Regions from separate parts of the Homo sapiens genome. Here all the other regions are linked to region 3. Evidence: chromatin loops called from intact Hi-C (ENCODE). Cell type or tissue: PC-9. All regions are shown on one strand. Links, peaks and the distances in the headings refer to the core of each region. The heading gives the core; the rest is flanking DNA.

The links. Peaks named below come from ENCODE experiments on the same cell type or tissue, not always from the same donor. Only the 100,000 strongest peaks of a DNase experiment are listed, where the experiment ranks them.
Region 1: a loop joins it to region 3, with 11 times the contacts of the local background. A loop is called at or near these places in 16 of 110 quality-filtered maps.
Region 2: it touches region 3 in a loop (12-fold over the local background); 53 of 110 quality-filtered maps call a loop at or near these places.

The regions. Positions count from the first base shown.
Region 1 is chr2:38,579,051-38,584,050 of GRCh38, forward strand. It overlaps HNRNPLL (heterogeneous nuclear ribonucleoprotein L like), which reads right to left. Exons shown (of 13, transcript NM_138394.4): 4 at 4,791-4,876; 5 at 3,022-3,118; 6 at 2,863-2,935. Among named protein-coding and RNA genes, the nearest start is that of HNRNPLL, 21 kb to the right of the region's middle. In PC-9, for the core only: a CTCF peak has its summit at 2,673 (motif pointing right); a DNase peak (open chromatin) is centred at 2,691.
Region 2 is chr2:38,505,609-38,510,608 of GRCh38, forward strand. The region is part of intron 1 of LINC02613 (long intergenic non-protein coding RNA 2613); the gene reads right to left. Among named protein-coding and RNA genes, the nearest start is that of LINC02613, 7.6 kb to the right of the region's middle. In PC-9, for the core only: a CTCF peak has its summit at 2,928 (motif pointing left); a DNase peak (open chromatin) is centred at 2,933.
Region 3 is chr2:38,312,384-38,320,756 of GRCh38, forward strand. ATL2 (atlastin GTPase 2) reads right to left here. Exons shown (of 13, transcript NM_001135673.4): 3 at 6,502-6,636; 4 at 6,152-6,256; 5 at 2,901-2,951; 6 at 2,225-2,281; 7 at 768-860. Among named protein-coding and RNA genes, the nearest start is that of ATL2, 61 kb to the right of the region's middle. In PC-9, for the core only: CTCF peaks have their summits at 3,548 (motif pointing right) and 3,754; a DNase peak (open chromatin) is centred at 3,538; H3K27ac peaks cover 1,102 bases.

The DNA.
Region 1 (5,000 bases), core at 1-5,000, 270 kb after region 3:
CTAAATACAAATCCTTATCTGACCTAGGAATCTTAAAACCACAACAACCATAATGTCTTCATGACTCAGTTTTATTGATACAGTTAACAGTGTGCTATAAAGGAAAGAGAACTGGGTTGGGAATCAGACGATTCCAACTTAAACCACTAATTTGCTGTATAGTCACAGAAACAATTTTCATTCATAAATGAAGGAGTTAGAGTAGATTATCTTCCAAGCTATCTTTCAGCCAAACATTCTCATTAATAATTCACTTCTAAATGACGAGTTAATGGGTGCAGCACACCAGCATGGCACATGTATACATATGTAACTAACCTGCACATTGTGCACATGTACCCTAAAACTTAAAGTATAATAATAATAAAATAAAATAAAATAATTAAAAAATTAATAATAATTCACTTCATTTGAAGTATTCACTGCGTAACAGGTCACGTAAAACAGAAGTGAGCAGAAAGTTGAACCCTAAATATATCAGTTTCTAAACAGTGGTAAGCTTTCCTAGAGTCAAATGATCTGATGGAAGCTGTGAACATTCTCCCCAAAAAGATGCACCTATCTACTACAGGTTCTAAGATTTCTGGAGGGGTTCCCTGGCGTCCTGGTTAGGGATTCTTTACACTAAAATGTAATTCAAGCTGAAAAGGGCTTTGAAAAAAGTGAGGGTATGTTTTTAAAAAAGTTTTTATTTTTTTTGGTTAAAAAAAAAAATGTTATGAAGGTCTTTATTTGGGGATAGCAACCTAACAGTTTCAATAGCTATCAATTTGAGTGCAAGCTAAGAGCTCTACAGAAACAAAAACATAAACTGTTATGGTCTCGCAAGACAAATATCTGTAAGGAATTAGAAAACAAAAAATTTTCCTTCAAAGCATAAACTAAAAACGTTTTACGTGCTTTAATTATATTTCACTATTCACATATATACCTTATACATTTCTAAACTTATCTGACTAGAATTATATGAAGAACTAACCTCAGCTGGCTTTGTGTAAACATCAGACCCTTTAAAAGAATAGATGTAAACACTATTAAAATAAGCTTATCTACACCTGTTTAAAGAGCCCCTGAGAAAAATGTAACCACAACTATTTCAAATGAGATTTTTTTAAAAAAACAAAACCGAGTGGTCAATAACTGTAAATTGACAGAAGTGAGACATTTCTCATCAACCACTTGTCCGGTTGTTTCAGTGCTAAGGATGTGCTTTCTAATACTGACATCAACTGTACCAACCCAAGGCCAGGCAGATTTCCATAAGTAGTGAAAAACATGGGGTCTAGCCAAAGCTGCATTACAAAACAAACCTATTTGCAATTTCATGCATAAGGCAAGATGATTTCCTGGGAATTGAGAGTTAAAGGAGCCAATCATCTAAAAGTCCTAAATATGCAAACATGCAAAAGATCAATCATCACATTGTCTTTTTCTTTTTGCTAGAGTACATGCACTATAGAGTACCCACTCCCCAAGGTATTTTGTATGCCATAAAATTTTTTTCTAGTTACTGACTTTTACAGACATACTCATCTTGAGCTTTTCCACCCTGTAGTTCAAACACTGATATTGTAGTTAAGATGTAGCCAATACTGCAGCCCCCTTGTTTTTACAAGATCCACATTTTAATTTGTATATTCCAGAATTGCCACACAGTTAGTTGAACAATTTTATCAGTCAAATTTATCCTCACGAAATCTAGCACTTATAGGTGAAGATGCATCCCAAATGAAATGCTCTTATTTTCAGATTTATCAAGTTTAAAGATATTCTATCTTGAACAGACATGTTACTTTCACCTACATTTGAAATGTCAAAATTTCTAGTTACACAAATTGACAGTGATAACCTTAAATTGTTACAAAAAGTGACAACTTATAAACAGCCACTTTACAAAAATCAAACCACACAGAAGAACGTCTTTCACATATAATGCACCTTTTCATTATGTTAGAATTTCTGTTCAGTGACCACAATTGAGAAAAAAACAAAAAATTTAAAAAGTAAACAATGCAGCAAGTGTGCACCTTTCTAATCCTTTTATTTTTCTATCTGTGTGGATTGGTTGAGCATTATCAATTCCCAAGACCTGTTAATAAACTGGTCCTGGTTATTTGCCAATTAACAATTTGAATCTAAGCTGCACACAGTCACAGTAATGGGCATTAAGATTTACAACATTGCAGATGAAGTCTAGTTTCCGTTAGTGGAAAGTCTTAAATTCTACAACTGAAACCTTAAGGGAAATCAGACCAATATATACATACAACTTGTATAAATGGGCACAGTCTATCATGGTGTTCATCCCATGCAATTCTGAAGTACTGTTAAGTGTCCTCCTTTAAAAACTTGGGGTGATGGTGCATGCAGTATGCAGTCAAGGTGAATTGCGAGTCTGAGTTTTTCAGAGGGCTTTTTGCTGATGCCGATGTTGTGCATGATGAAGTGTAGAGTCAGCCTGCTGGAGTCCTCTATCCTTCTTAATGCCTCGTCCAGCTTGGGGGAAAGTCCTTTCCATAGAGAAGCAGTGTGCAAGTTTGCAGTTTGTAAGGAATATTCTGAATCAGTTTCCTCTCCTCCAAAGAGAGAGAGCTGCTTGGAGAAATGCAAGTCCTTGAACTGCGGGCGTGCCTGAATGTGTGGGCTCCTTGTTGAACTAAATATAAATAGCTCAGTACATACCAGTAGGGGGCACTAATGTTCAAGGTTATTTTCCAGCATTACATGGCCTTTTGCAACAAAAGCATTCATCAACAAGGTTTTCATTTGAATTAACTAGCTCATCTCAGGAAAAAAGAATCTAACTGCATATAAAAATTTGTCAGCAGATCAAGTACATTCTAAAATGTATAAAATACCTACCTCGTCTTCCCAAATATGGTTTAGTGTAGTCCCAACTGTCATTGTCATTCCTAATAACATTTAGACGAGTTGGCTGTTAAGATTGAAAATAATGTAAGTTCAAACTGCATATCCAAAGCATAAATATTTCTTGGGTAGGGTGTTGAAAAAAATATTTACCCGTGCATATTCAATTTTTAGTGTGCAACATCCAGCATATATATCAGCTCCATTGAGTGCTGCTTTAGCTTTCTGGGCACAAAGGACTGATTCAAACATAAGCTCTATTAAGGAAATTCGGTTTAAGGTATCTGATACTTAATCATTATTCACTCCCAAAGGACAGGATTGAAAATAATCAGAAGTAGCTCTTTTACTTCTGGAAATGTTTTACCAATTTCAGGATGAATTTTAAGAGAATTTTTTGTTTTGTTTTGTTTTTGAGACGGAGTCTTGCTCTATCACCAGGAGTGCAGTGGCGCGACCTGGGCTCAATGCAACCTCCACCTCCCGGGTTCAAGCAATTCTCCTGCCTCAGCCTCCCAAGTAGCTGGGACTACAGGTGTGTGCCACCGCACCCGGCTAATTTTTAATTTTTTTAGTAGATACGGGGTTTCACCATGTTGACCAGGATTGTCTCGATCTCTTGACTTCGTGATCCGCCCGCCTCGGCCTCCCAAAGTGCTGGGATCACAGACGTGAGTCACTGCGCCTGGCCAGGAGAATTTATTTTTAAGATCAAGGGTGGCTGGGCACAGTTGCTCACGCCTGTAATCCCAGCACTTTGGGAGGCTGAACCAGGTGAACAGCCTGAGCTCAGGAGTTCGAGACCAGCCTGGCCAACATGGTGAAGCCCCATCTCTACTAAAAATACAAAAATTAGCTGGGTGTGGTGGCAGGTGCCTGTCATCCCAGCTACTTGGGAGGCTGAGACACGGGAATCACTTGACCACCCTGGGCAACAAAAAGCAAAACTCCATCTTAAAAAAAAAAAAAAAATCAAGGGTACCAAAGAAAACATAATACAACCGAACTATCTACCTTAATTCTTTTAGGTCATCATTAGTACTTTATAAATCGGAAAGCAGAGGAGATAATGGAGCATGGTCCCATTCCCTAGCAAAGGACAACTTGCAACCTTGAAACAGAAAAGATTTTACTCTTTAAGAAGAACATTACAAAGAGCCAAAGTAATACAAAACAAATACATGATTTTTACATATTTCTGAGAAGGCATAGTTTTATAATACTCTATCTAAAATTTTATCAGTTTTTAAAAAAATTACTTAAGTCCATAATCTTAAAAAAATAAAATCACAAAGGTATATAAGGTAAAAAAACAAAGATAAAACATAAGTCCCTTGCCAGAAGTAAGCACTATTAAAGCGTTTGCTGTATATCCCTACCTTCTTCTATGCATACACATGCACACGTAGGTTGGGGTTTTCTCTTTATTATTATTATTTAAGATGGGTCCAGCTTGGGGGAAAGTGTATTATCTATACTATTTTGTAACTTGCTCTTCTTACTCAATGTGTGACAAATTTAACATAAAGAAGTTTTTACATAAACCATTACCATTTTAAAGGTTCAATAAAAAAAGGTAAGATTTTACTGACTCTAAAGTTTTGGTACTTCCAAACTACTTTAAGAGGGAGTCAGAAAAGTTCACTTAGGATAAATTCCAAAATAGTACAAGTGTACATATCTTCAAATAGTGTTATTTAACAGCTTAAAAAGGAAGCACTAGATTGCTTTCTGGTAGCAAGTTATTCTTATCATAAATAGTAAAATTCCCTATGAGTACTGCAGTTTCATTTTTTAAAGCTAAGTCACGTAGATTTTTGTGAGAGGACAAAGTAAACACCACTTGTCTAGAAATGCTTAAGCCAGAAAAAATAAGATCCGTATGAATTACACATCAATAAAAATTTACAAATAAAGGATATTCAACCATTGCTTGTATCCCATTTCTCTTGAATATAACAATACGTTGCACTTTGCCAACAGGGTTGCATACAGTATATAAAACATCCTATGAAGGAAAAGAAAAAGATTTCTTCACACTTTACATCTGAAAAAACATTAAAGCTATACTTCGTTTTGTTTTACCTAAAAACTATCAACTGTCAAGATGTCATTTCTATTGATTAATAAAA
Region 2 (5,000 bases), core at 1-5,000, 190 kb after region 3:
GATACTAGTCTTTTGTTCTTTATAGGCTATATTAATTCAAGTCTTCCAAGAAGCAGAAATCAAAACAAAATTGGAAGTGCAAGACAATAATGGGGGGTAATACCTGCGCAGGATAATGGGGAAAAGAGCAGGCATGGTTGGGGAGAGTTTTCAGACCCCAGTGCAGGTCTTTATGCCTGTGAAAGGGAAGAAGAGGAAAGAGAATTGGGTGGGAAAAGCCTCCATCTGCAGGGCAGCTCTGAGAAAGTCAGCCAGGCTAATGGGGAGCCTCAGAAGAAAGTTTGCCTTTTAAAGAAGTCCCACACTGAGCAGGAATGACTCAACTCTGGTACTCCCTCCGTACTCAGACATTGGCTAGGATCGGTCAGAGCTAGCAGAGCCTCTGCTAGAACACAGTGGTGGATCCTGAAGATGAGGCAACTCCAGGCTGTCAGCCAATCACACCTCATAAGTGTGTCTCTGTTGAAAGGAGCCGAACAGCACACTCCCCTGACTGCCACATTGCAAATATCTTTTCCCAGTTTGTGTTTGTCTGTTTTTTATTTTACTTTATGGCATATTTTGAGGAAAAGAAGCTTTACCTTTTTTTGTTTGTTTGTTTGTTTGAGACAGGGTCTCTGTCACCCAGGCTGGAGTGCAGTGGCATGATTACAGATCACTGCTGCCTCAACCTCCCTGGCTCAAGCAATCCTCCCACCTCAGTCTCCTAAGAAGCTGGGACTACAGGGGCACACCACCATGCCTGATATGGTTTGGCTCTGTGTCCCCACCAAAATCTCATGTTGATTGTAATCCCCATGTGTTGGAGGAGGGGCCTGGTGGAAGGTGATTGGCTCATGGGGGTGGTTTCTAATGGTTTAGCACCATCTCCCTAGTGCTGTTTCATGATGGACTTCTCACAAGATCTGGTTGTTTAAAAGTGTGTAGCACTTCCCCCTTCTCTCTCTCTCTCTCCTGCCACCATGTGAAGATGTGCTTGCTTCCCCTTTACCTTCCATCATGATTGTAAATTTCCTAAGGCCTCCCCAGCCATACCTCCTGTACAGTCTGCAGAACTGTGTGTCAATTAAATCTCTTTTCTTTATAAATTCCCCAGTCTCAGATAGTTCTTTATAGCAGTATGAGAATGGACTAACACAATGCTCGACTATTTTTTCCTATCTTTTGTAGAGATGGGGTCTCACTAGGTTTCCTAGACTGGTCTTAAACTCCTGGGCTCAAGTGACCCTCCCACCTTGGCCTGCCAAAGTGCTGAGATTATAGGCATGAACCACCATGCCCAGCCAAAGCTTTACATTTTAATGCACATAAATTTACGAATGTTTTTCTTTAGTGCTTGTACTTATTTCTGTTTTATGATATTATTGCCTACACTGTGATCTTGGAAGTTTTTCTGTATTTTCTCCTAGAAGTCTGAAAGTTTTACTTAAAATTTTTTTCACCTAAAATTTCATATTGTTGGGTTCGTTTTCAATATGGGCTATCAAATTCCCAGTACCACTAATTGAATAATTTATTCTTTCTCTACTCATCTGCATGTCACCTCTGTCATATATCAAGTCTTCATAAGTACAGAGATCTGTTTTGCGAGTCTCTATTCTGTTCTATTGGTCTGTTTGTCTCTTTCTTGGCTAAAGCCACACAGTCTTAATTTAACAGGTCTTATAGTCTTATAGGGTGAGTCGCTCATCTTGTGTTTTTCAAAATTTCTTAACTATTTTTGGTCCTTTTTCAGAACAATGTTAGAATCATCCTGTCTAGACCCATAAAAAAAATCCTATGTGAATTTGGTTGGAGTCACAAAGAATTTATAATTTGGGAAGAATTGAAATTTATGACACCAAGGCTGGGTGCAGTGGCTCACACCTGTAATCCCAGCACTTTGGGAGGCCAAGGCAGGCAGATCACGAGATCACGAGATCGAGACTATCCTGGCTAACACAGTGAAACCCTGTCTCTATTAAAAAATACAAAAAATTAGCCGGGCGTGCCGGTGGGCACCTGTAGTCCCAGCTACTCGGGAGGCTGAGGCAGGAGAATGGCATGAATCCAGGAGGCAGAGCTTGCAGTAAGCCGAGATCATGCCACTACACTCCAGCCTGGGCAACAGAGTGAGACTCCATCTCAAAAAAAAAAAAAAAAAGAAATTTATGACACTGTATCTTCATATCATAAATACATCTTATCTATCTATTAAAGAATACCTAGGCCAGGCACAGTGGTTCACATCTGTAATCACAGCACTTTGGGAGGCCAAGGCAGGAGGATCACTTGAGGCCAGAAGTTCGAGACCAGGCTGGGCAACATAGTGAGATCCTATTTTACAAAAAAAAAAAAAAAATTAGCCAGGTGTGGTGTCATCCACCTGTAGTCCCAGTTACTTGGGAATCTGAAGCAGGAGGATTGCTTGAGTCCAAGAATTCAAGGCTGCAGTGAGCTATGATGGTGCCAACTGCACCCTAGCCTGGGCAACAGAGAGAGACCTTGTCTCTAAAAAACCCTAAGAACAAAAACAAAACAAAACAAAAAGAATACCTAAACAAGTAAAGTTTTATAATTTTCTTCATAAAGATCATGTATATATTTCTGGTACCTTATAGCTTTTGTTTCTTTTATAGGTGTTAGCTTTAAATTTTTTTATTTTCTAACTGTGGTTGGTACCTTAAAATGCAAGTTAATTTTTGTATAATGACCTTCTATCTAGTAACTTTGATGTGTTCTCCTAAATTTTATAAGGCTCTCTTTTACACATCTCTGGAAAGTTTAGATACTTCTGTACCGGAGCAAAAGTCATCAGCAAGCACTTACCCTTGGTGACAAAAGCAGTCCGAGCAAAGGACTAACTCGCAACCTCCCTTGCCTAAACGACTGCAGCTTGTTCCTAAATCTTACTATCCTATTGACACATGCAACAGCAACGCCCCCTTCTGGAGACCTGCCAACAAGACAGAAGTCTCCAGAGAGAAAGCCCTCGTGCTTGTTTAGATCAAAGATCCAGACCAAGTGGCCTCGCTTGAGGTCAGCCTTGCTGTTACAAAACAGAATGATCCCCAGGCAAAGGGCTCAGAGCCAGCTGGGTTAGATGAGGGGCTGCCTGGGTGACCTGATTAGAGGATGCTGTTTCTTGATTGGCCACATCCACTCTGTCCTTCCACTCCTACTTGAAAAGGCCTTGGGGACATCAGAAAGCAGGCCAGAAGGAGGAAGCAGCACTGCATGGAGAAAGAGTTAGCGTGAAGCCTGCCCCTTGCCCACTGAACACCCCTGCTCAGCCCGCAAGCTGTTTCCCAGCTAGGCTTCCACCCAAAACATCCATCTGGCTTGATTGCTGGGGGCAGCCGGCAGCTTCAAGAGACCTGTGAGGCCAGGAAGATGCATTCCATAGCTGTTGGCTTTGAGGTCATCCTATGTGATGCTAGAGAAAGAGAGACAGAGAGAGGAGGATGAAGAGCTGGTGCCCATTTGTTGGGCACTGGCATCTCACTGGACCCCAGCTGTCTCCATGCAATGGCCCAGAAGCAAGGTGACTTTTCCAGAGATCCCATTTCCCCTTAGAGAAAGGCCATTTCTCCATGGCCTACTTGGGTGTATAGGATAATGGCCTGATGTGAAGGGCTAGGTTTTATTTCCATATCTATCAAAGCTGAAAGCCAATGGGGCAGAGTAAAAAGTAAATGAACCTGAAGTCAGACAGATCTGAGTTCAAATCCCTAGGTGAATTCAGGCAGGGTGTAATCAACTCTTCTGAACTTTGATTTCATCCTCTGTCTAAGGGGGAAGAAAATACCTTCCTTGTAGGGTTGTTGAGATGATTAAATTGAATTAAATCATGTACATCGCAGCAGAGTGGCTGCCTGATAAAGCTGTTTTTAATCCTTAGAAGGATAATCGCTGAGTCACCTCTCTAATGGATGTGGGATACTTGCCAATCTCAACCTTTTCCCAGTGAACTAAGAAATGTGAGTTCTCCTGAAATGAGAGGCAGCCACTAAGTCCTGTGTTGTGTGCTGAGGATGGAGTTTATGTATATATGGTAACTCATTCTATTCTTACGAGAACCCTGTGAGGTGGATAGTATGGATATTATAGCCATGCTGCAAATGAAGAGACTGAGGTTCAGAAAAGCACCATGACGTCTTGAAGTCATGAGCAGGATATAGAGAGCAGAGATAAGAAGCTGTGTGTGTCCTTTCCAGAAGCCTTTGCTGTGCTGCCCAGGTCATTACCCTTCTCCTGTCTTGACAATCTAGTCCTAGACCTCAGGTAGTCCCACAGGTTTTTTGTTTTGTTTTATTCTGTTTTTAGAGACAGAGTCTCACTCTGTCGTCCAGGCTGGAGTACAGTGACACAGTCATGTCTCACTATGTTGCCCAGGCTGGTCTCTAACTCCTGGCCTCAGACACTCCTCCTGCCTCAGCCTTCCAAAGCACAGATATTACAGGCATTACTGTGCCCTGCCTTAACCCCACAGTTTTTAACTTAGCTCTGGGGCAGTCCTGATCTCTCTTTTTCAGAGGATAAATTATTTCAATTGCCAGGAGCAACAGTTCATTGACCTACATGACCCTTCCGGGCTCTAGTGTTAACAAGAATTGACTGAAAAGCTATGGTTTTTTTTCTATTCTCGCTTTTCCTAGGAACTGCCATTTTGTGTAATGTCCATGAGCTGGAAAGTACAATCAGATAACATTGAAGAGGCAAGAAAGGCTCATGGGAAGAAAAAAAGGGCAAAAGAAGCATTTTTATAGGAATCAGCAAATCAATATTTAAACAAAAAATGATTTCTCTTATTATATATTGTCTTTACTAGAATGATCTGTGCAGCTACTGGTCCCTTCATTCATTTCTAAGGTTCTGGAGGGAAAAGGTCTGTGTCTGTGTTTAATCTTCTTGTTGCTGTTTTTTGGGATTTTTGTTTGTTTGTTTTTTTGTTTTTGAGATGGAGTCTCACTCTGTCACCCCGGCTGGAGGTACAGTGGTGTGATCTTGGCTCACTGCAA
Region 3 (8,373 bases), core at 1,592-6,591:
CCTTCACTCTCTCTCTCCTGCCATCTTGTGAAGAAGGTGCTTGCTGGCTGGGTGCGGTGGCTCACGCCTGTAATCCCAGCACTTTGGGAGGCCGAGGTAGGCCGATCACAAGGTCAGGAGTTCAAGACCAGCCTGGCCAACATGGTGAAACCCCGTCTCTGCTAAAAAATACAAAAAATATGCCAGGCGTGGTGGCGGGCGCCTGTAATCCCAGCTACGGGAGGCTGAGGCAGGAGAATCGCTTGAACCCGGGAAGCGGAGGTTGCAGTGAGCCAAGATCGTGCCATTGCACTCCAGCCCAGGCAATAGTGTGAGACTGTCTTAAAAAAAAAAAAAAAAAAAGAAGGTGCTTGCTTTTCCCTTCACCATCCGCCATGATTGTAAGTTTCCTGAGGCCTCCCAGTCATGCTTCCTGTTAAGCCTGTGGAACTGTGAGTCAATTAAACCTCTTTTCTTCATAAATTACCCAGTCTCAAGTAGTTCTTTATGCTGTGTGAGAACAGACTAATACACAAGTACTTCCATGGGGGGCTACCTTTAGGAATAAAGGATCATGATCCTTAATTTTGATTCAAGGACACTGTCTTCTTTGGTAGGAATGCAACCACTTTACTTTTCATCAATTACAAACAGAGTCACTTGGGCTAACCTGGAATACTTTATTCCAACGACACGTAAATACTGGTAATGTGACCAGCAGTCCGGACAGCCCACCCGTTTGCCTAGCTTGGTGCTTATGTTCTCCTCTTTAAGCATTAGGGTCTTACCTGTAATCTCTTTTCAAGAAATTGCTTTCCACCTTCCAAACCATATGAATGTTCATAAGGATAGCTCCAATCTCGAATCAAAAACATTAATGTCTATACACAGAAAAAATAAAAATTGTTTATTTTACAATAAAGAAAATTTACGAAAAAATCACAACTCTTAACAATTGAAGCCTCTCTTACTCTCCTAAACAATCCTTATCAAAAGTTATAGTAACTAAATGGTCAGTACTGGTCATGGTTATATCAAGGACCCACTTAAACAACATTCTCAGGCCCTATACCAAGCAATCGCTGCCACTGAAGAACTTCACTAAATATAAAGAAAGAGTCACCACAAGCAGTAATACAGGACTTTAAAAATGAAAAATGGGTGTATCAGGACACACGGATCATAATTTTAAATCATGGTTGTGTAACTACAAGACCAACTAATTCTAGATGGCTATCTAGACTGATTATAGATCTGGGGTCAATAAGGACATTTTCACTCACAGAGGATGTTTTTACTCATATAGGGTTAGATTTCTCAAATGCTGACATTTTGGGTCAGCACTGCTGACATTTTGGGTCAGTTAATTCTTAGTTGTGTGTGGCTGTCCTGTGTATTGTAGAACGTTGAACCATATTTCTGGCCTCTATATGCTAGATACCAAGAGGCACTAAGCTCTCCCACAAAACTGTGACAACCAAAAATGTCTCCAGACATTAGCAAATGTCCCCTTGGGTGGCAAAATGATCCCAGTTCAGAAAAAACTGATATAGGCCAAATAGGGTATATTTCACCTATATATCCAAAAACGAAGGCATCATCTGCTCAACTACTTAATAAAAGTGACCATACTAGCCAGACAAGAGTGAGGCAGAATCAATGTAAACCCATTAAGATTAACAATCAGTAGCAATGCTGTCATACCGGAAAGGCTTCACACACTTAGGAGCAAACATGGTAGAGTCATGCTCTCCTACTGTAACTGCAGCTCACCAAACAGTATTAATGGCAACTTACAAATTACACTTGCTTCAAAAAATAAACTATCTGGAACTTTTCTATATGAAACCAAAATAAAGAGTAACAGAACTAATTTCAACTTGTAGTAAACCACAAAAAAGAAACCTGTAACATTCTGTAGTTACCACGTATAAAAAAAAAATGGCATGACTGTCATATATTTCCTATTGTCTTAAGTTTAGAATAACATCTGTTAAGAGAAACATTACTCCCCTTAATCTAAGTGAAAGCATTAAGAATTAGCCTAGATTCATTTATTCTATTTATCCTGTTCGCCTACTGATAAGTATGCTGATGATACTACCAAAGGTTAGTTTCGATTGCACTGAATCTGTTGCTAGCAATGAGTCTATTGTAATATCCTGGTGTCTCCAAAATTACAAACTGAGGTGGCTTCACAACTTCTCATAGGCTAATCTTTAAAATGTTAGAATAACTTTTTTACCTGAAATGGTTTCTGGTAGATTTCTTCCATCGCAAGTCTTCCATACTCTGTAAATAACTATTAAATAGAGTTAGTTAAAATAATGCCTCTAAAGAGATTGAAAGAAGACATGTGTAAACCTGTTCCACACCAAAGCTCCAGGTACCAGAACCTTTAAAATCATTTCAAAGCCAAACATTTAATTTTCTAACACACTAGGTATGTACAAAATTTCTTCCAGTTAAGAAGTCATACACCAGTTTAAACCCATATAACATTCAATCGTGTTACCAGTATTATAGGCTTCCAAGTGTAAATTCATAATAAAGTGAGAATTAAATTTCAATAGTTGGCACATTTTCTTTAAGAAATATGTGCTCGCAGACGGGCGCAGCGGCTCACGCCGGGTAATCCCAGCACTTTGGGAGGCCGAGGCGGGCGGATCACCCAAGGTTAGAAGTTCAAGACCAGCCTGACCAACATGGTGAAACTTCATCTCCACTAAAAATACAAAATTAGCCAGGCATGGTGGCACATGCCTGTAATGCCAGCTACTTGGGAGGCTGAGGCAGGAGAATCCCTTGAACTTGGGAGGGGGAGGTTGCAGTGAACCAAGATTGTGCCACCGTACTCTAGTCTGGGGAACAAGAGCGAAACTCCATCTCAAAAAATAAAAATTAAAAAAAGAAATACGTACTTGCAAATGTTGAAGATCATCTTCTTGAATATTCTGAGACAGATTATATACCTGTTGAAACAAAATTTATTTTGTTTTTTATTAGTGTTTTGTTCTGAATACCCAGCTTCTGTATAACTTTACTTGTGGAAAAAAGGTTATTTTGTATCTCAGCGCAAAGGAATCATTTAACTACTATCTTGACAACTGACATGTGAAAAGGATTTTCTCTTTTTTCCTAACAATAGTCAAGATAGAATATTAAGGAAGAAGCAGTGGTGGTAAAATATGCAAAAAGCATGAATATATGTATACTCATGGCCTAAAAGTGGTAGAAGAACAAGTGTGGTATCTAGTAGGTTTCTTGTACTCCTTCTCTAAGCTCTTTAATGTTAAGATACGATCATTTTTTAAAGAGTGTAGGTTATTTCCACCATCATTTTTCTAAATTAGTGAATATAAGGGGCAACAGTTTACAAAGATAAATTCTTCCCTGGTACAATCAGAGTATACAGTTACTCAGGGGTACCTCCACTACTACTGACTCTAGTGTGGTTCTCTTTTTACTCACACTCCTCAGTTTACTTACTCATCAGTTTTCACTTACACTCAACATGACAATTTTACTGGCCTGTGGAAGCTAATAAAAGTAACAGTAGGTGGCACTCTTGCCCTTTCCAGAATTTTTTGGAGGAGACTAGAGTTGATAAAGGAGGGTCTAAGTATCCTCAGGAAACGGGGATTTTCATCCATTAATTCTAAGACAGATCTTTAGACAGTAATCTACACTGCCACAGGAGAAAAGTGGCCATCAACAAATATCACCTCTGCTAAGAAATAACTTACATCTTAGGAACCAGGGTGACTCCGAAGAGAGAACAATCTGTTCTAGGAGCAAATAAGTGATACTCTGGCTAAACCACTTGGAGGTCAAGAATATAGTCAATTTAGGCCAGCAAACCTAAAATGATATTCTTAGCTACTAATTCCAAACAAGGATTTAAAAAGTAATTGATGACTGAGGTGATTAAACTTTAGATTTTAACATAAACCCTGACACCATGACCAACCTATGTGGGCCTCTGCTTTTAGAAAATAGGTCTGGATCCTTTCATTGTCAGGGCCAGGTTGCAAACAGCAAACAGAGAAAGAGATTTATTTAACTTAGATCATTAGTACTTAGCATACTGTCTTGTATGTAACAGGTGCTCAGTATGTATTTGTTGAAGGAATAAATGACAAGAAGATCAAATTATCATTTATCTATCAGCCAGATATCTTACATAAGGAAAGAAAACTACCCCCCCCACCCAAAGGCAAGGAAGAAAATAATCATAATCTTAATCTTCTTGGTTATTTATACTTTACAAAGCACTTTCATATGCATTATCTCATTTAGCTCTCATTTCTGACTGCACACAACAACCACATCCAAGATAGGCAAGATGAGTAAAACTCATTTTACAGACAACAAAGTGGCTGCACAGCTTTAAGTGGCTGTCTAAAACCAGGTCTCTTACTATCAAAAAGTTGAATAAATAAACAAAAAAAGACTAAGGGATAAGTTTTAGGACAGAGAACTCGAGAACTCCCTCTAGAGCCAGCTAACCTGAGGGGCTTCTGCTTGCTTCAAGGGAATCACAGCTGTGCCATCTTGCAAGATCAGAGAAAAAAAGAGACTTAGAGGGTCCCCACCAGCGTCACTTAGTGGGTAATGACAAATATCCCAACCCTATAATAAACTGAAGCCAAGCTGAAGAGTATTCTTCTTTTAGCTCAGGTTAACAGCCAACCTTCTTTCCACTCTGATGGCTAGGTACTTCAAACTGAGGAAGGAGGAAAATGGGAGCTTAGAGAGACGAGTCATATGTTCCAGACATTACTGGAAAGCATAAAAAAATCCAAGACACTGTGACAGCATCACCTATGATCTACCATTGATAAGAACAATTTCTTATCTTGGGAGGATCACATACCCATTTTAAAAAAATATTTGCAAATATACTTCTTGATACACCATCACCAGCTGGGCCTAACCGCCATACTTCAATAATTCATTTTTCAGAGATGTATCAGCCACAGATGATCTCAGAAAAGAAAAAGTAAAGAAACACCAAATGACATGTGGTAGTTTAATTCAGTCCAATCCATCTAAATTATACAGAAAAGAAATGGCCTAGCCTGAAGAAACTAGAACCGGATAGAACACCAAACACAATTTGAATATAAGTGAAAAAGAGAAGGGATTTTATCCCTTCCTAAATGAAGGTGCTAAAAATCCTCAGTTTATTATTACATAAGCCTTGTCTGGGTTTCCTAAATTAAACATTAAGTAATTACTCTGCTTTTATCTCCTTTAGTTCAAATAACTGAGTACCACTTGTCATAGATACAGAATAAAAAACTAGACTTCTAAGCTTAATTACCTGGGTTTTTTGTTTGTTTTAGCCAAAAAAACAAAAATATACTCTCCATATTACTGTGTCTGGTAGCCATCTATCTGATTTCAATTACAGATAACATGTGATATCTTTTCCTTTAAAAAAAAAAGTATGTATTCCATAATGAAAAACTAAAGAGACTGGTTGTTGGTTTATTGCATCCTTTGTAACTATCCAAAGTACAAAATTTCACATCATAAGCCAGAAAACCATGCATGGAAATGTAAATAACCAATAAGAAATGTAAATAGCTCTCAAGAAATGTAAATAGCTTCCTTTTTTTTCCCTTCAATCAAAAGGCATTTTGCCAGCACAAGGTGGCATATGCTGACAGTCCCAGCTACTCAGGAGGCTGAGGCAGGAGGATCACTTCAGCCCAAAAGCTAGAGTGTGCATGATCACACCCATGAATAGCCACTGCACTCCAACCTGGGCAACATAGTGAGAATCCATCTCAAAAAAAATTAAAAAGGCATTTTCAAGAGGGGCAAATGCCAGGCTCAGTGGCTCACGCCTGTAATCCCAGCACTTGGGGAGGCCGAGGTGGGCGGGTCACCTGAGGTCAGGAGTTCGAGACCAGCCTGCCCAACGTGGTGAAACCCGTCTCTACTAAAAATACAAAAAAATTAGCTGGGCATGGTGGCGGGGGCCTGTAATCTCAGCTACTCGGGTTAGGAGAATGAACCCAGGAGGCAGAGGTTGCAGTGAGCCGAGATCACGCCACTGTACTCCAGCCTGGGCAACAAGAGTGAAACTCTGTCTCAAAAAAGAAAAAAAAAAGGGGCCAAATGATTACGTGAACTGATCGCACCACTTAATCTTGTGTCTCACCTGGACAGAGCTAGTCATAGTGCTCAGAGCAAACACCGTTGCACAGTCTTTGATAGTTGACTGGCTATCAAAGGCACCCTGGGTATCCATAAGCAGCACAGCAACCTAGGAATTTGAGAGTTTAAAATATTTAGTAAAACAGTTGCCAAAAATGACTATAAAAAAAATCAAATGATAAATTTGAAAAGCAGTAATTAAATCAAGAAAAGTACTTATATCTCATACATTTGACATAATAATCCGTATGTTAAAGTTATCAAACATTAATAGTTCTGTGTTGTTTTGATTTTTAATACTGGAAAATAGCCCAAGAAAGAATACAGGGTAGAAAAGTATAAACAGAATTTTACTTTAGTTCCATTAGGTCTGTCAATCACAAATACTTCATTCCAAACTTGTATGCCTGTTGTTTCTCTTTCACAGCCACCTCGCCATGTAAAGCCTGTCAATGGTTCATTGTTTCCACCAATCCAACTTTGAGAATCCTGTTAAAGTCAAGGATAAATGTAAAATACAACACAATTAAGAAATAAAAGAAACCAAAAAATCACCCATTCTTTATTTTACAGATGGGGAAGCTAAACCCGGAAAGACAAAAAAAACACTGTGTAACAAACAAGTAGTTACAAAGCAGTCCTTAAATCCCATGTGGGGTTCTTTTTCTTATAGAGACGTGGTCTCCTCCAAACTCGAATCTTCTCAAATCAGCTCACACTACTACTCTCTAGGCTTCTAAATAAGTGGGGTTATACTCACTTTCCCCCTTTTCTGAAAGATATCCTGGCTGGGCATGACAGCTCATGCCTGTAATCCCAGCACTTTGGGAGGCTGAAGTGGGCATATCACTTGAGGCCAGGAATTTGAGACCAGCCTGGCCAACGTGGCAAAACGCCATCTTTACAAAAAGTACAAAAATTAGCCAGGCGTGGCGGCACACTCCTGTAGTCCCGGCTACTCAGCAGGCTGAGGTAGGAGGATCACCTGAACCTGGGAGGTTGAGGCTACAGTGAGCTGAGATTGTGCCACTATACTCCAGCCTGGGTGACAGAGTGAGATCCTGCCTCAAAAACAAAAAAAAAAAAGAGAGAGAGAGAGAGAGACAGAGAAATATTTCCTAAAATGTTAAAAATCATAAAAAACTCGGCACCAATTATTTTAACATGTTGTTACACAGATAAGCAAAACTAAGTTCCAGGTAGAATGACTGTCAAAACAGCACTGCTTTCTCAGAATAGCTTACAGTAAGTTTTCATACTGCCTTCATTTCCTCTTTAAAAAATAATCAATTTTAGGCTGGGTGCAGTGGCTCATGCCTGTAACCCTAGCACTTTGGGAGGACGAGGCAGGTGGCTCACCTGAGGTCAGGAGTTCGAGACCAGCCTGGCCAACATGGCGAAACTCCATCTCTACTAAAAATACAAAAATTAGCCAGGTGTTGTGGCATATGCCTATAATCCCAGCTACTCAGGAGGCTCAGGCAAGAGAATCACTTGAACCCGTGGGCAGAGGTTGCAGTGAGCAGAGATCGCGCCACTGCACTCCAGCCTGGCCAAAAGAGCGAAACTGCGTCTCAAAAACAAAAACAAAAAAAATCAATTTAAAAAATAACCCCAAGACTTGTTTGGAGCCTGATTTAAACAAACCATCTATTTAAAACGTCTTTTTTAAACCAACAGGAAAATATGAACCCAAACTGGTTATCTCATTAGATGGTGTTAAATTAGGGTAAGGAAGATTGTTTGGTGTGCTAATGATACTGTGGTTAGGAAAAAAAAGAGTCCTTATCTATTAGATACTCAAGTATCTGCAGTGAAAGGATATGCCTGGCATTTGCTTTAAAATATTCCGGGAGGTAAGGAAAAAAGAGAACAGATAAAACAAGACCAGCAAAATGTTGACAAATACATTGGAGTTCATTATACAATTCTCTTTATTTTAGGGTATGTTTAAAATTTTCCATAATAAAAGTTTTTAACTAGAACCACAGGGCTAAATTGTTATTATGAAATAATACAAAAGTTAACATATAAGGTAATTTTTCTAGAAAATTAAATGTGGGACATAATAAATGAATACCTTTGACAGACGTCAAGATCCCTAAAGTTTAGTATACTTAAAGCCCACATAGCCTTTACTCAATGTACCCCACAGGAAAAACGCCTTTGTTTCAGAAATACTTCTAATAAGCTTGGATATCTAGTCTAAAACAAATTACAAAGCGT